Linked DNA regions of Homo sapiens: region 2 is linked to region 1. The links are chromatin contacts, found by Hi-C in ENCODE. All regions are on one chromosome and are shown on one strand. The core of a region is the stretch at or near the end of the contact, and the rest is flanking DNA. Distances in the headings are between cores, read along the strand shown. Region 1 overlaps PLXNC1 (plexin C1). Region 2 has its middle 72 kb from the start of MIR492.

Region 1 (3,640 bases), core at 354-2,853:
GCTGGAAAATCTGCCTCTGCCAATTACTTACCAGTTTCATGGTTATATAAAGGGCTCAATCAGACCTACAATCAAGTCTTTTGTAAATGCCAAATTCACTGGTGGGTGAGGATGAGAGCAAATGTTTTAATTCAGGCTTTTTACAACCATTAGTAATGAACTATGATTGAAATAAGTTCCATTGTTACAGTAACTCAAAATCATGCAAAAATAATAATTTTAGTTCTTTTATGAGAGGAAGGCAGAATATATTAGCATTTAATCTGCCTGAAAATAACAGTGACTCACCAGAACTATCTAGATAGCAGTCAGTCATTCAGTCAACAACATTTAAGGCCTACTGCATGAAGCCTTGTTAGCAAGAGGTAAAACTGGTTGGTGGTGGGGGTTCAGCTACATTGGAATATTATAAATTCCTCCATCTTTTTTTTTTTTTTTTTTTACTCTTTTGGTGATGGTTGCTTTTTTTTTTTTTTTTTCCCCAGGAAGCACCAACTAATAAGCTTCTCTATGCCAAGGATATCCCAACCTACAAAGAAGAAGTAAAATCTTATTACAAAGCAATCAGGGATTTGCCTCCATTGTCATCCTCAGAAATGGAAGAATTTTTAACTCAGGAATCTAAGGTATCATTAGAAAGCAGAAATAAGCTTATATTTGGTTACTTTACGTCATTTCAGAATCTCTCAACAAGTCTTTCTTTTAGAAACATGAAAATGAATTTAATGAAGAAGTGGCCTTGACAGAAATTTACAAATACATCGTAAAATATTTTGATGAGGTAAGATTTTAAATAACATTGTTTTTAACCTTTGAATCAGGCACAAGGATGTGGTTATAGCATTCTGTCAGTTTCAGAACAGCTCTGGCATCCCAAAAGGCCAGAAAGGGAAGCCAGGAAGCCTGTCTGAGATGGGGGATCCTGGCACTGAGCCAGACCCTGTACATGGCTGCCCCCCTTACAGTTTTATCATGCTGCCCACATTTGGACCAGCCTGAATTTACATTTGAGTTCATGGGGCCTACAGCCACCCTGACTCAAGTTAACTTTGATGAGTAAGTAGTGGCCCTATTAAATGGGGTCAGCTTATGCTTGATTGTAATTTGCTAAAAATGAAAGCTAAGCTTGTTAAATTGCCTAGATTCTGTATTCAATCGTTATATGAAATTATGACATATTTCTAACTTAAGCGACTATTTCAATAAACCATTCTCCTTTATGATTAATTCTCCTTAATCTGGGTTTTTTTCTTTGGAAATTCAAACAGACACATTCATCAGATGCTTTGTTTCCAAACAAATGTTAACTCCCCCTTCCCTGATTCCCCCCCAATCATGCTGGGACAGGCTATCCATGTCAATGGTGAGAATAGCTCACCAATTCCATTTGCTACTTGAAGATGAAGTGAAGCTCTAAGGTAGGGTAGAGGCAATGAGTTCTTAAACATGATAAGCATCCCTCGTTCCAGGGGTCAGGGGAGAGAAGGGAAGCACGAGGAGGGACTACACTGCCCAGATGGGAGGGAAGGGAAGGATCTGTCTCTGACCAGGATGTCCCTGCCTGCTGCATTTAAGGAGAAATACTTGCCTGCATGTTGGCTGCCCAGGAATGCTTGCTGTGCTTGGAATGGCTGTGACATAATGCATAAAGCAGGGCCTAGGAAGCCTGGCCCCATATTTGTAAGCAAATAGTTGGTATTTCTTGCGAGCTTCTATTTTAAGCCAAGGTATTGTTGATCCTGTGATAAGGACTTAGCAAAACAACTTGCAAAGTGAGTATGTAAATGATGGAAGAAAATGTTGGCATCTGTTTCATACAGATTTTACCACTCACAGCATCAGGTATGCAAAAAACAGAATTGTAACGCTAAAACCACAATATCTAAAATAACTGTTCTAATTGTCAACAGATTCTAAATAAACTAGAAAGAGAACGAGGGCTGGAAGAAGCTCAGAAACAACTCTTGCATGTAAAAGTCTTATTTGATGAAAAGAAGAAATGCAAGTGGATGTAAGCACTCTGGGGCCTGGCTTAATCTGGCAAAGTTCTTCAGACGACTTGGGAGCAAAATGGCTGCTTGAGCTACTCTGTGTCGTTAATTTGTTGTTTGCACATAGGTTCCACTTTGGGCACTGTCTTTTTAAGAGACCAAGGCACATGCACAGCTTTTAGAAAGCATACCAACCCTTGTGCCTGTGTGTATACCGTGGGAACCCTTCTGTAAATAGAGTTGAAGTGGTTGTTGCAAACAGCCTCCTTGTTTACAGAGAATACAAGGCCAGTAAGCGAATGTCAGTATTGTAACTACAGTCTCCACTTAAGCACAATGATATAAGTGGTTTTGTTTGAAAACTACAGCTATGTAGCACTTGTGCTACACTGCACCTCTGCATTGTAAAGGGATACTGCCAGTGCTCAAAACAAAATGTGAAATGAGTCATTTGGAAACAAGGTGGGGGTGTTAGGGCAACCTCGAGGATTTGCAGCATTGAAACTTTCCCCAGTAGTTCTTGGAAAAGCTGACCGCAGAATTTGGTAGTGTACACTTAGCATTTGTGAGTGTGTGTGTGTGTTTAAACCAAAAACTAACAGTGTTGCAACATTGTTGAAAGGGCTCGTGTTTTTCAGTGGTCATCAACTGCACTCCATCAAACTCACCTCCATTTCACCAAGGAGCTCTAAAGTAAGGAGAGTGGGCTTTATTTAAATGAACAGCATTTTAACCAGATACTTTGTCCTAATGTATGTTCCTTTTCTTCATCTGTTTTTTCATACTAAATGTATTTGATAGTGGACATGTTGGATATTATACAAAAAAATCATTAATTCATTTCTGTTCCAAAACCTTTGATCAGAACGATCTGTGGAAGAGTAACTCCATTTCTATATGAGTGAGTGTCTCCTTGCTTTAGATTTCTGGTGAACCCTGTGGTTATGAATACTTGTGTGTGATTTAAAAAAAAAAAGATACATTTTACATTTTATCGAATTGCTGTTCACACTGGAGTATTATATATAAATATATATATTTGAGGCCCAAGGCCTGAAAAATATTAGTATACAACTTGGTATCTTAGTCTTACTATGTACTTTTTGAAAGTATTCCTCGCAGGAGAAAGAATTTAAAATACCCATTTTATTCATGCCTTTCTTTTTAAAGAATTCTCTATCCAGTTATACTGTAGTCTTTTTAGTGCTGATTTTTTAATTCCTGAATTTTTGCTGCTCATGACCAGTTTTAATACCACTGTGTTTTCCTTCTATTAAACCAGAAGAAGTAAACAGCATAATTGGCAACTCTTGAGCTTTTCTTGTGGCAGGCACCTTTTACCCTTGGTGCTCCAAATCCCCCATCTAGGAAAGAAAATTTTTTCAAGTCAAATAACATTGATCACATATTCCTTGAAATCATTTACCAACACTGTATGGAGCATTAGGATTTAAATATGAATTTGTCTTAAAGGCAATTCCTTTTTGCTTCTGTATTATCTGGAAAAGCATGAGAGAGGTGACACCTCAACAAACTGATCAGAGAAAATAAGCAGTTACTACCCTGATAGGCACCTTCCCAATCCTGTTGCTTTTGACCATTGTCTGTCCAACGGACACACCTCAAACAAACAAAACTACCAAATAGAT
Region 2 (3,640 bases), core at 493-2,992, 460 kb after region 1:
TTCAGCAATTCTGCTTCTAGGAATGCGTCCTAATAAACATGGACACAAAGAAATATGTACAAGACAATCTTTCTAGTGATGCCTATAATAATAAAAGCTACTAAAACCACAAATGTCCATTCATAATGAGCTGTGAGTAAATTATGTTATAAAATGGAATAGTATGCAGTCATTAAAACTGATAACACAGTTATTTTGATTTAGAAATATATTTATGTTATTAAAGAAAAAGGTAGGTTATGAAACTATATATTATATAGCATGTGATGTCACTTTTGTTAATACATACACAATGACCATAAATTAAAATGTGTTAAGCAATTTATACACACCTACACACACATATAAATCGAAAAAGTGTCTCTAATTCTCTTTAAAATACTCCAGCACAAACAGTATGGTATATAGGTGTATGAGTCTTAATTTATACTCTAGGGGCAGTTGCTTAGCATTTGAAAGACTTTAACAAAAAATTGGTATTTCCAAAAAAATTGGCTATTATAAGGCTTCGGCTGCCTTTATCTTTAATAAACATCAGACGGTTTGTTAATAAGCATAGTGGATATTAGAAATTATTTTGGATGAAAATAGGTGTTCAAAATACAGTTATGCACTGCTTAACTACGTTTCAGTCAATGGACTGTGTAGAAACAATGGTGGCTCCTTAAGATTATAATGGAGCTGACAAATTCCCATCCTCCTCTAGTGACTCACAGCCGTCATAATGCTGCAGCGTAATACATTACTCATGTGTTTGTGGTGTTGCTGGTGGAAACCAACCTACTACTCTTCCATTTGTGTAAAGTGTAGCACATACAGCTATGTACAGTACATAATACCTGATAATAAAACAACTATGTTACCAGTGTATGTATTTACTATGCTATACTTTTTATTGTTATTTTAGAGTGTACTCCTTCTACTTATGAAAAAAAGAGGTTAACTGTAAAACAGCTTCAGGCAGGTCCTTCAGGAGATATTCCAGAAGAAGGCATTGTTATCATAGGAAATGACAGCTTCAAATGTGTTATTGCCCCTGAAGACCTCCCAGTGGGACAAGACGTGGAGGTGGAAGACAGTGAAACTGATGATCCTGACCCCGTGTAGGCCAAGGCTAATGTGTGTGTTCGTGTCTTAGTTTATAACAAAAAATTGAAACAGTAAAAATATAAATAATAGAAAAAAGCTTACAGAATAAGGATATAAAGAAACTATTTTTTGTATAGCTATCCAATATATTTGTGTCCTAAGTGTTATTATGAACGTGTCAAAAGTTTCTTAAAATTTATTTTTAAAGTTACAGTAAGTTAAGGTTTATTATTAAAGAAAAAATTTTAAATGAATATAGTGTAGTCTTAGTATACAGCGTTTAAAGTTTACACTTGTGTGAGTGGTCACATTCACTTACCACTCACTGATTCACCCAGGGCAACTTCCAGTCCTATAAACTCCCTTCATGGTAAATGCCCTATACAGGTGTGCCATTTTTAATCTTTTATAACCCACTGTGTTTTTACTGTACCTTTTCTGTTTAGATATGTGTAAATACACAAATACCACCATGTTACAACTGCCTATTCAGTATGGTAACACTTTGTATTGGTTTTTAGCCTAGGAGCAACAGGCTACAGCATATAGTGTAGGTGTGTAGTAGGCTATGCCATCTAGGTTTGTATAAGTACACTATGATGTTTACACAATGACAAAATTGACTAACGATACATTTCTCAGACCATATCCCTGTTGTTAAGCAATGCACGACAGTGCAGTAAGGGCTCACTTCATGTCATCAACAGGAAACTGCAACTTTCAGTGAAACAACATATAGTGAAACTGATTTTGCCACAGGCTAATTGAGATCAACAAGAGCTAAGTTCTTATGGCATATTTCTGATCACAAAAAAAATCACAAAACTTCTAAATAAAAACCAAAACATTTATAATATTAAACACTGAAATACATGTGAGCTATACATACATTTAAGTAAGGTTAATAAACACAAGGAAGATAATTATTTGCCCAGTTATTCCTGTTTCAGGGTCAAGGGTAGCTGGAGCCTGTCCCGGCAGCTGAGGCTGCAACATTGGGACCCATCCTGGACAGGATACATCCCCTAGCAGGGTGCACTCAGACCCACACCCCCACCACACACACCCCTGCCACACACACACACACACACACGCTCTCTCTCTCTCACTCAGGCTGGGACCACATGCCAGTTAACCAAACATGTACATCTCTGCGATGTAGGAGGAAATTGGGAGACCTGGAGAAAACCCATGCAGATGTGGGAGGATGTGCAAACTCCACACAGACAGGGGCCCCAGCCAGGAACAGACTTTCTCATCAAGGTGATCATGAAATGACACCGATTGAAATGACATCATTTGAGGACTTGCTGTATATGGATCAGCTGGAAATGCTGTACAGGCCACTCCGCCTTCTTATGACCAGGGTGTGAGAATTCAGCAACGCCAGCAGCCTCCATCCCTCCAGTCTTACGTTATGGAGGATTCTGTGGCCTGCGTGACTCTAAGTAAAGTTAGCTCAATGCTATGGCTACAACACTGCTGCTGCACAGGCCACAGGAGAGCCTTTCATGCAAGGTGTTTGTCTAAGCGGCTGAAAGCTGGGAGCTTGGGCCTCTCCAGCGCAGTTTACAGCACAGGCTGTGTGCCTGCTTGGTCATGCATGTTTGTCCCCGTAGCAGGATTGGTTTGAGAACTGCTCTTGCTTTCTCCTTTCACCCTTACAGAGGTTGTGGAGTAGAGATCTGTCATCACTGGAGGCTCCTGGTATCAACCATACATAACCTATTAGCTGTGAACCACTAAACTGGCTTAGGTCAGTTTACCACAAAGGCTGTGTATGCCTGAACTTCAGCAGTGATTATCTACAGATGGTGGGATTATACAATTCCAACCCCCACCCCCCAACTCCCTTTGTGCTTATCTGTTTTCTAATTCTTCCTATAATATGTATGTATTTGTACAAGGTGGGTGGGTCACTTGAGGTCAGGAGTTCAAAACCAGTCTGGCCAACATGGTGGAACCCTGTATCTACTAAAAATACAAAAAAAATTAGCGGGGTGTGGTGGCAGGTCCCTGTAATCCCAGCTACTTGGGAGCCTAAGGCAGGAGAATCTCTTGAACCCGGGAGGTGGAGGTTGCAGTGAGATGAGATCCCACCACTGTACACCAGCCTGGGCAACAGAGCAAGACTCTGTTGAGAGAGAGAGAGACAGAGAGAGAGAGAGAGAGAGAGAGACGGAGAGAGAGAGAGAGAGAGAGAGAGAGAGAGAGAGAGAGAGAGAGGTATTATTTAAATAATAAATAAATAACAAGAGACTTAAGTAAACTGCACAGACAGCACTGTCACCACCTACTGGCAAAAACAGAGAAAGACCATTGTAGGTGAACGCTGACTGCTTAACAGCAGAGAAGGCGGCTTGCAGTTAGACTTTTCAGTTTCCAGTTGTTTTTAACTTCGAAGTATAACATCTGGATTTTAGGGAGGGGAGAAGATCACTCCTCTTGAAGCATGTTACCTTGAAAGAGTTCTGATTTTCAAAAGCAAAATATAGTTCTGCTGACCATGGTTTAAGTCTGAGAGAAAATCATAGTCCCTGCTATGTATCAG

Evidence for each region. Hi-C counts contacts between places; a loop is a spot of excess contacts on that map. Pooled maps may share reads with other maps.
Region 2: a map with no recorded cell type shows a loop between it and region 1 (9-fold over the local background). The contact joins two enhancer-like sites. A Hi-C loop is called at or near these places in 2 of 37 single-sample maps with no recorded cell type and 3 of 50 pooled maps.

The regions. Positions count from the first base shown.
Region 1 is chr12:94,303,271-94,306,910 of GRCh38, forward strand. It overlaps PLXNC1 (plexin C1), which reads left to right. Exons shown (of 31, transcript NM_005761.3): 29 at 486-626; 30 at 707-781; 31 at 1,911-3,640. The coding sequence ends at 2,015. It also overlaps a transcript of CEP83 not described here. Among named protein-coding and RNA genes, the nearest start is that of PLXNC1-AS1, 130 kb to the left of the region's middle. RefSeq lists an enhancer at 1,064-1,943 and a silencer at 2,558-2,657. Within about 2 kb of position 1,604, at least 3 of the 41 ENCODE cell types and tissues checked have a DNase peak (open chromatin) inside an H3K27ac peak, as active enhancers do.
Region 2 is chr12:94,761,014-94,764,653 of GRCh38, forward strand. No RefSeq gene overlaps it. Among named protein-coding and RNA genes, the nearest start is that of MIR492, 72 kb to the right of the region's middle. RefSeq lists a silencer at 1,506-1,555 and an enhancer at 1,876-1,935. Within about 2 kb of position 1,743, at least 7 of the 41 ENCODE cell types and tissues checked have a DNase peak (open chromatin) inside an H3K27ac peak, as active enhancers do.